2 separate regions of the Homo sapiens genome follow, and region 2 is linked to region 1. Evidence: chromatin contacts called from ENCODE Hi-C or POLR2A ChIA-PET data. All regions are on one chromosome and are shown on one strand. The core of a region is the stretch at or near the end of the contact, and the rest is flanking DNA. Distances in the headings are between cores, read along the strand shown. Region 1 holds the start of MYBBP1A (MYB binding protein 1a). Region 2 holds the start of MED11 (mediator complex subunit 11).

Region 1 (4,308 bases), core at 1-2,500:
ACTCCCCATTCCCCAAGCCTCCCACCCCTGGGGCTGCTGACCTCCCTGGCCCCACTCTCACCTTCTTCACCTGATGCAGGTCATATTTTTCTTGTATCTGCTGCAGGATGCTGCACAAGGGGAGGTCTTCAAAAGACTGTAACAGCTGCCAGGAGTTGTGTGGCAGGAGGAAGAGGGTTCAGGAGAGTGGCCCAACTACGTCTTCACAAACCTTAACCTCCCTTCCCCCTTCAACTTCTCCCAAGAAGCCTCAGGTCCCTAGTCCCACCTTCTATGTACCTTCTATGGCCCCTAGATTACTAGTCTGAAATGCTCAGCCACTGGGTCTTCTCTCCGCACGTGGTCTGAGCTCCCCTCAGGCTGATCCTGCAGGCCTGGGTCTTTATTGCTCTGCCCCTTGTCAAGGCGCCTCAGAGAGTGGTCTACTCCAATCAGCTGAATGCCTCTGCAGGCCTAAGGGAGCCCACCCAGCGCTCACTGCTCCCAGAAAGTGTACCTAAGAGGCCGGGCAACCCAAGCACCAAATAGAAAACCTGGCCAGGCCTTGCTCACACCTTCTCCACTTTCATGAAGAGGCCTCCCTCAGGTTGGCCTCCAGTCTGCTCTGCCACTCCCGACCTCTCTCTCGGGCTGCCCCTCCGCCACAGCTGAGACACCACACCCGCCCTCCTCATACCCCACCATTTTGACCTGGATGGCTGGGACCCTGCCAGGAGCACCACCTCACCTGTGCCAGGGCCAAACTGTAGCAGGGCCGGGCTGTTTCTCGCCCGACCCCGAGTCCCGTGATTAGACGCTTCAGGGCATATTTCATCTCGGACCCCTGCGGAACCAAGCACACCCTCGTGTTCAATGGTGACAACAAGGTGCACGCCCCCGCGCACCCTGGCATCCAGGTTCGCGACCACGTGCCCCCAGTCTCAACTCCCTGGGCCCGCCGCCGCTTCCTTGCCGGGATATGCGCAGCCTCTGCCCCAGACCCCGCCACTCCACCTTCGGCCTGCCACGCAGATACTCCAGCAGCTTCTCCGTGGCCGCAAGTCGCGTCTCCTGCTCAGGCTTCGCAATGTCCCAGAAGAAGTCCAAGAACTCGCGACTGTGCTTCAATAGGCCATAGCGGTCGGCAGGCCGGGCGCCACTCTGCGTCGCTTCTCCAGGCGACATCGGCTGGGCGGGATCCCGGCTCTCCATCTCCGCCACACTCACCGAAACACGAAACACGTGTGCTCCGGCCCCAGCCGCTTCCAGGTCAGGGCACGGCGCATGCGCACCGGTTTGTGTCGGCTCGGAGGCGGAAGAACCCGGAGGGGCGGGGGAACCAAGAGAGACCGGCCCAGAGTTAAAAGAGCGGCATTTCCGCCGTAGCTCTGAGCGGAAGTCCCTCGCCTAGCGGCGTCCCATCTTTCCCAGCCTTCTGCTCACACCCGCTCCGCCCTGGCGGCTGTGGCATCTGCCCCTTTGGAGCCCCAGGGGGGCATTTCTAAGGGCCCATCTCGGAAACAAACCTAGGTGTAGCACTTCGATCCGACTCGTCCCAGAGCGGCCCCTGCGCTCCGAACATTGAGCCATTCAACAATTACTGGGCTCCTGCTGGCGTGCCGTGCTAGGCGGTTGGAACAAAGCCTCTGCTCTCGTGGAGGAACACGGAGCCAAATGCATTTAAAAAGATCATAATTATGAAGAGAATTAGGAATGCAAGGGTCAGGAGGAGGCTTTTAAGTGCTGGAACGTGAATACATCACCCGTTAAAAACACGGCTAATTACTATTCAATAGGGTCTCCAATAATGATTTGAGGGGTTGGTCAGGGAAGGCCTCTGTGAGGAAGTGGCATTTGGGATGAGAGCTGAGTGACAAGAAGGGCCCCCCTCCCCCGTACTCCTGCAAGGATCTAAGGGGACGAAATCCCAAGCCTTGCAACTACAGAGACCCAGGGCTGGAGGGGCTGAGGCTGGCGAGAAGCAAGGCTGCATGGGGCCCCGGGCTGGGATTTCATTCTGAGGGTGATGGGAAGTCACTGGTGAGTTTAATGCAGGGGCAAGCCTGGATCCGATTTACATTTTAACAAGATGATGCTGGCTGCTGTGTGGGGGATGGACTGTAGGTCTGCGCAGGTGGAAGCACGGGAAGACCATTTAGAGATAGTGGTGGACTGGACCCAGGGAAAATGAGAACAGGTCAGATTTGGGCTGATGTGGAGCAGGTGGGGTGGGTGATGGAGTTAGATGTCGGGGGAGAGGAAATGAGGGGGATGCCAGGTTTGAGACTGAAATAACTGGGTACATTGTGGTGCCATTACGGAGAAGAATTTTCTTGGGAGTGGGAGGTAAAGGTGGTGGGATCAAACGGTCTATTAAATCAGAGAAGCCTTTTACAATGGCAGGGGAGGGGAACTGCTACTGGTCACCCTCGCTTCTTGGTTTGAGAAGCTGTTTATAGAGGGCTGTGGTCCAGAGAGGACCTAACCCTTGGGGGAGGTCAGGGCTAACCTTCGCCTTGAATTTCCACACGCTCAACTCCAACCCCTTTGTACCCAAGCCCCTGGGGCGCCTTCTCACCCTCTCAGCCGCTTCCCTGCTTTGCTGTCTGTTCTAGAAAGTGAAATGAAAACATTCACCTTGCACATCTGGTGCCCCAGGAGGCAGGAGGTGAGCGGAGCAGGGGGAAGCTGAAAGATACCAACCCAGGCTCTCCCCTCTCTGGTTGTTGGTCACCTGTGCTGCCCATCAGGGAAGCCCTGACTCCAGTTGCTTCAAAAGCTGTTGGAAAATTAACCAAGAAGCAGGAATGGTGCTTGGTTTCCGGGAGACTTGATCTTTATTTTGTACCCAGTCTGGTTGAGGCAGATAGGTAAGGGGTGTCCTGAAGGGAAGGACAGAGATGCCAACAGTACCCTGGGCTCTGCCTGTCCTGCTTCGTGGGGCCCAGGGCCTAGGCAGAGGCTCTGCACTCTTTCCACTGTCCTCCTGAAAGCTGGATCTGAACTCAGTGCTAGCCCCAGGCCCTACTGCTTTTTCGTTATTACCCTGATTTTCTTAGCTGATAAAATAGCTAGAGATTCCATCCGGTGTGGGTGATCTGAAGAATGATTGTTAGCTCTGGATGCCAGAACTCAAGTCTAGGTAACTTAAAAGGCCAGAGGTTGGGGCCTGAGCCAGCAGTGAGCACATAATAAATCCTTTTTTTTTTTTTTTTTTTTAGACAGGGTTTCCCTCTTGTTGCCCAGGTGGGGTTGCAATGGTGCGATCTTGGTTCACTGCAACCTCCACCTCTCGGGTTCAAGTGATTCTCCTGCCTCAGCCTCCCAAGTAGCTGGGATTACAGGTGCCCGCCACCATGCCCAGCTAATTTTTTGTATTTTTAGTAGAGACGGGGTTTCGCCATGTTGCCCAAGCTGGTCTCGAACTCCTAGCCTCAGGTGATCCACCTGCCTTGGCCTCCCAAAGTGCTGGGATTACAGGCATGAGCCACCGCACCCAGCTATTTTTTTATTATTATTATTATTATTTTAAAGACAGGTTCTCACTCTGTTGTCCAGGCTGGAGTGCAGTGGTGTGATCCTAGCTCTCTGCAGCCTTGAACTCCTGAGCTCAAGCGAGCTTCCTGCCTCAGCCTCCCAAGCAGCTGGGACAACAGGCATGTGCCACCGCCCCTGGCAAATTTTTAAATTTTTAGTACAGATGAGATCTTGCTTTGTTGTCTAGGCTAGTTTCAAACTCCTGGCCTCGAGGTATCTTCCTGCCTTGACCACCCAAAGTGCTGAGATTACAGGTGTGAGGCACCACACCCTGCGGGTGCACACTCCATTGCTGCTGTGTCTGCTCTGCTCCTGCCCCCATGCTTCAGATAACTCTGCCTTCTGCCAGACCCACCCCCATCCTGTTAGAACCCCTGGAAGGGGCAGCAGGCATGGGGGACACTGGAGACATGGGCGTGCTCTGTGTGGGCTGCCACCTGGAGCAGGGTCCCTTGGCCACAAGTGCTGGGATGCTCTGTTGGTTCTTGCTGACCCTGATGCTGGTGCTGGGCCTGGGTAGGGGGCCTTGCTGCCAGATGCCTGAGTAGGGTGTGAGTCATGGCCCTGGCCACATCAGGGGTCCCTGAAGCCACAAGCCCCAACACATCAGCCTCTGTGTCATCCAGGCTGCCACGGAGGATGAGGGGGCAGGCCCAGGCACTAGTGGTAGACTTGGCCACCAGGTTGCTGAGCAGAACCCCAGTGCTTGGGGACAGGTGTGCAGAGCCAAAGGAGCAGTTGAGCGAGGAGGTGAGAAGGAGCACAGAGCCGCTGCTGTCCACGGCGGCCAGG
Region 2 (3,744 bases), core at 1-2,500, 180 kb after region 1:
TACAGGCATGCGCCACCATGCCCAGCTAATTCTGTATTTTTAGTAGAGACGGGGTTTCTCCATGTTGGTCAGGCTGGTCTCGAACTCCTGACCTCAGGTGATCCACCCGCCTCGGCCTCCCAAAGTGCTGGGATTACAGGTGTGAGCCACCAAACCCAGCCTTTATTTTTTAAATATAGGAGATGGGGTCTCACTATATTGCCCAGGCTGGTCTCGAAGTCCTTAGTTCAAGTGATCCTCCCACCTCAGCCTCCCAAAGAGCTGAAATTACAGGAGTGAGCCACCATGCCCAGCCCCCAAATTTTTTTATAAAGACAGTATCTCACTATGTTCCCCAGGCTAGACCATTCAGTTTAACTGAGTCTAACCTTCATGTGCTAACCTTGGGCAAACTAGTTTCATTCTTGATAATCTACTATAAACTGTTACAAACGATCTTTCCAAAAAAGGTAATTCTGGTCATAACACACTTCTTAAAAACCCTTTAAAGGCTCAAATGTCTTCAGACTCAAGTCCAAAGTACATAGCTTGCAAGCCTTTTCCTGATTCCGCTCCTCTCTCCAGCCTCACCATTGTCATACCTAACCCCCACCACGCTCCGTTCACTCCAGGCAGGCAGAATCCCTTGCTGGACTCCACATGCGCTGTTCCCGTCACAGCACCATGCTGTTGCCTATGCCGTCTCCCTTTTCCACTACAAGCTTTCATCCACGTAGTTCACCTTTAAGATTCAGCTCACGCCTGTAATCCCAGCACTTTGGGAGGCCGAAGAGGGTGGATCGCTTGAGGTCGAGTTCGAGACCAACCTGGCCAACATGGTGAAACCCCGTCTCTACTAAAAATACAAAAATCAGCCGGGCGTGGTGGCGGGCGCCTATAATCCCAGGCACCCGGGAAGCTGAAGCAGGAGAATCGCTTGAACCTGGGAGGTGGAGGTTGCAGGGAGGGAGATCTTGCGACTGCACTCCAACCTGGACGACAGAGTAAGACTGTCTCATAAATAAATAAACTTGTGTAGAATAAACTAGAGGCCACAGACAGTGTCAAGAAGATGGACAGGTCTGAATGGCCTCGGGCTAGGGGATATTCCACTGTCGCCTCTGACTACGGGTGGTCCTGTGGCTGAGGCGCAGCGGGCCCTGGGAGTTGTAGTTCATCAAGCGGACCGAGGAGGCGAGGCTGCGCTGAGCATCCTGGGAATCGTAGTGCTCGCTACACGGTGCCCTCTGCGCAGGCGCACACCGAGAGCCACTTCCGGAACAAGCGTCGCGTTTCTGAGGAGAAACTCTTGGTGAGAATTCCCAGAGTGATAATGGCTACCTACAGCCTGGCGAACGAGAGACTACGCGCTCTGGAAGACATTGAACGGGAAATCGGCGCCATCCTTCAGAATGCAGGTTCGGGATGCGACAACCTGGACAGCGGGGAGCGAAAGCGTGACCGGGCTGCACTGGCAGCCTGACCTGGGACTTGGAGCAGGGTTGGGGAGGGAATCCTACGTGCGTGCGCAGCGAAAGGGCGGGACTGAGAGGGGCTGGCCTAGGGAGAGGCTACACTGGCAGTCTCCGTGTGTCCCCGCCCTCTCTCCGCCCTGGCAGGTACTGTGATCCTAGAATTGTCCAAGGAAAAAACTAACGAGCGGCTCCTAGACCGGCAGGCGGCGGCCTTCACCGCTTCAGTGCAACACGTGGAGGCGGAGCTGTCAGCTCAGATCCGCTACCTCACCCAGGTCGGTGTGTCTGGGGGGTTCTGCGAGCGAACCCCAGCTCTGGGTCAAAGCCTCAGGCTTGGGTGATCCAGGGTGGAGCATTAACTGGGCAGGACCAGACCTCCCCAGCCGGCCATCCAGAGCGGGTTTCTTCCTCTAAAAGGAAAGAATGGGCCGGGCGCAGTGGCTTGACAGAGTTCGAGACCAGCCTGGCCAACACGGTGAAACCTCGTCTCTACTAAAAATATAAAAATTAGGCCAGGCTCGGTGGCTCACTCCTGTAATCCCAGCACTTTGGGAGGCTGAGGCGGGTGGATCATCTGAGGTCAGGAGTTCGAGACCAGCCTGGCCAACATGGTGAAACTCCGTCTCTACTAAAAATACAAAAATTAGCTGGGCTGGTAGCGGGCACCTGTAATCCCAGCTACTTGGAAGGGTGAGGCAGGAGAATCGCTTGAACCCAGGAGGTGGAGGTTGCAGTGAGCCAAGATTGCAGCACTGCACTCCAGCCTGGGTGACAAAGCAAGACTGTCTCAAAAAAAAAAAAAGCCGGGCTTGGTGGTGAGTACCGGTAACCCCAGCTACTTGGAAGGCTGAGGCAGGAGAATCGCTTGAACCCAGGAGGCGGAGGTTGTTGTACTTAGCCGAGATCATGCCATTGCACTCCAGCCTGGGTAACAGAGCAAAAACTCTGTCTCAAAAAATAATAAATAATAAAATGAAAGAATTAAAGGTGGCCCTGCATACCTCACTGGGTAACATCACATGTGCCTAGCAGAAGATGTGTAAATAATGCTAGAACTACAGAACTTTGTCACTGGAAACTTGGCCTGACCTCCAGGCCACGAGGTCCCAAATCCTTATATCCTGAGAAGAGGGACAGGATTGAGAAGGTTCTGAAATCGTCGCAGGGACCACTACCATTACTAATTTTTACGGTGTGCCAGATACTCTGCATTACTTTATCTAATCCTCAACAACTCTAGGAAGTAGTTATTGTCACCCCCATTTTACAGACAAGATTAACATAAGTTAAATGATTTATTTACCCAGCTACCAGATGGCCTAACAAATTCAAACTCAGGGAAGAAATGAGACGAGACCTGATGCCTGGTTGGAGTTAGGGTAAAGGAGATGGTGCTCCATTGATAGTCTGTCTTGTAGGTGGCCACAGGGCAGCCCCATGAGGGCTCCAGCTACTCTTCGAGGAAGGACTGTCAGATGGCTCTGAAGCGAGTGGACTATGCCCGCCTCAAGCTCAGTGATGTGGCTCGAACCTGTGAGCAGATGCTGGAGAACTAGGCCAGGGAGATGGACCCAGAGCTGAGAGGGAGACCATCACCTGTGCCATGGGACAGAACCTGGGAACATGTAGGGTGGGGAGTATGAGCACCAACATACCCTGCTGGTCAAAGTACCCTAGGACAAAGGGGCAAATGGTGGGCATGGAAAAACTGAAGCCCGAGCCTGCCCACAGCTATGCTTTGGCCTCTCCAGCAGGGTGCTCCTGCTCTGCACTCCAGAAACACCCTGACAGGCTCAGAGAGGAGATGGAAACTGACATACCCAACCCACTTCCTCAAACACTTCATGCTGCTGCCCCAGCCTTCCCGCAGACTTGGCCTAATGAAAATACATACTTCTTCATTCGGAGAGACAAAACAAGAACTAGAGTTTTAATGATAATAAAAGCAATAATAATAAAAGCAATAACAATAAAAACAAGATCAGACTCTCACTGGGGTAGGCAAGGGACTGAGGAGGTGAAACCAACCCGTATGGTGTCCCAGCACGGCACCTGCTAAGGAGGGAGGGTGGGAAAGCCCAGGCCTTCGCTGCGGGTACAGGAGGATGCAGGAGAGGGCTGAGGTGGGGGAGGAACAACTGGTGTACTGGGAGAGAGATTTGGGACGAGGGGGAACCATCAGCAAAAAATGAAGCCAGGAATCACAGTAAGGGCGCAAGGGCTGAGGCCAGTTGTTTCCATAAAGAAGACTCAATCATTACAAAAATAATTTTTAGTAGTTAAAAAACAC

The links. A loop is a pair of places that touch in the nucleus more often than their neighbours do. ChIA-PET counts read pairs that join two places held with the same protein, here RNA polymerase II (POLR2A). Pooled maps may share reads with other maps.
Region 2: a loop to region 1 is called in a map of naive thymus-derived CD4-positive, alpha-beta T cell, with 11 times the contacts of the local background. The contact joins the promoter of MED11 here to the promoter of MYBBP1A in region 1. A Hi-C loop is called at or near these places in 2 of 168 maps with a recorded cell type or tissue (G401 and naive thymus-derived CD4-positive, alpha-beta T cell), 3 of 37 single-sample maps with no recorded cell type and 12 of 50 pooled maps. POLR2A ChIA-PET finds 5 or more read pairs at or near these places in 5 of 52 experiments (A549, AG04450, BJ and 2 more).

What each region holds. Positions count from the first base shown.
Region 1 is chr17:4,554,134-4,558,441 of GRCh38, forward strand. It overlaps MYBBP1A (MYB binding protein 1a), which reads right to left and starts at 1,251. Exons shown (of 26, transcript NM_014520.4): 1 at 994-1,251; 2 at 728-823; 3 at 62-145. The coding sequence starts at 1,191. It overlaps GGT6 (gamma-glutamyltransferase 6), which reads right to left. Exons shown (of 4, transcript NM_001288702.2): 4 at 2,794-4,308. The coding sequence ends at 3,882.
Region 2 is chr17:4,730,178-4,733,921 of GRCh38, forward strand. MED11 (mediator complex subunit 11) reads left to right here and starts at 1,251. Exons shown (of 3, transcript NM_001001683.4): 1 at 1,251-1,397; 2 at 1,599-1,729; 3 at 2,873-3,430. The coding sequence starts at 1,313. The coding sequence ends at 3,010. It overlaps CXCL16 (C-X-C motif chemokine ligand 16), which reads right to left. Exons shown (of 6, transcript NM_001386809.1): 6 at 3,356-3,744. RefSeq lists enhancers at 1,048-1,187, 1,087-1,906, 1,198-1,247.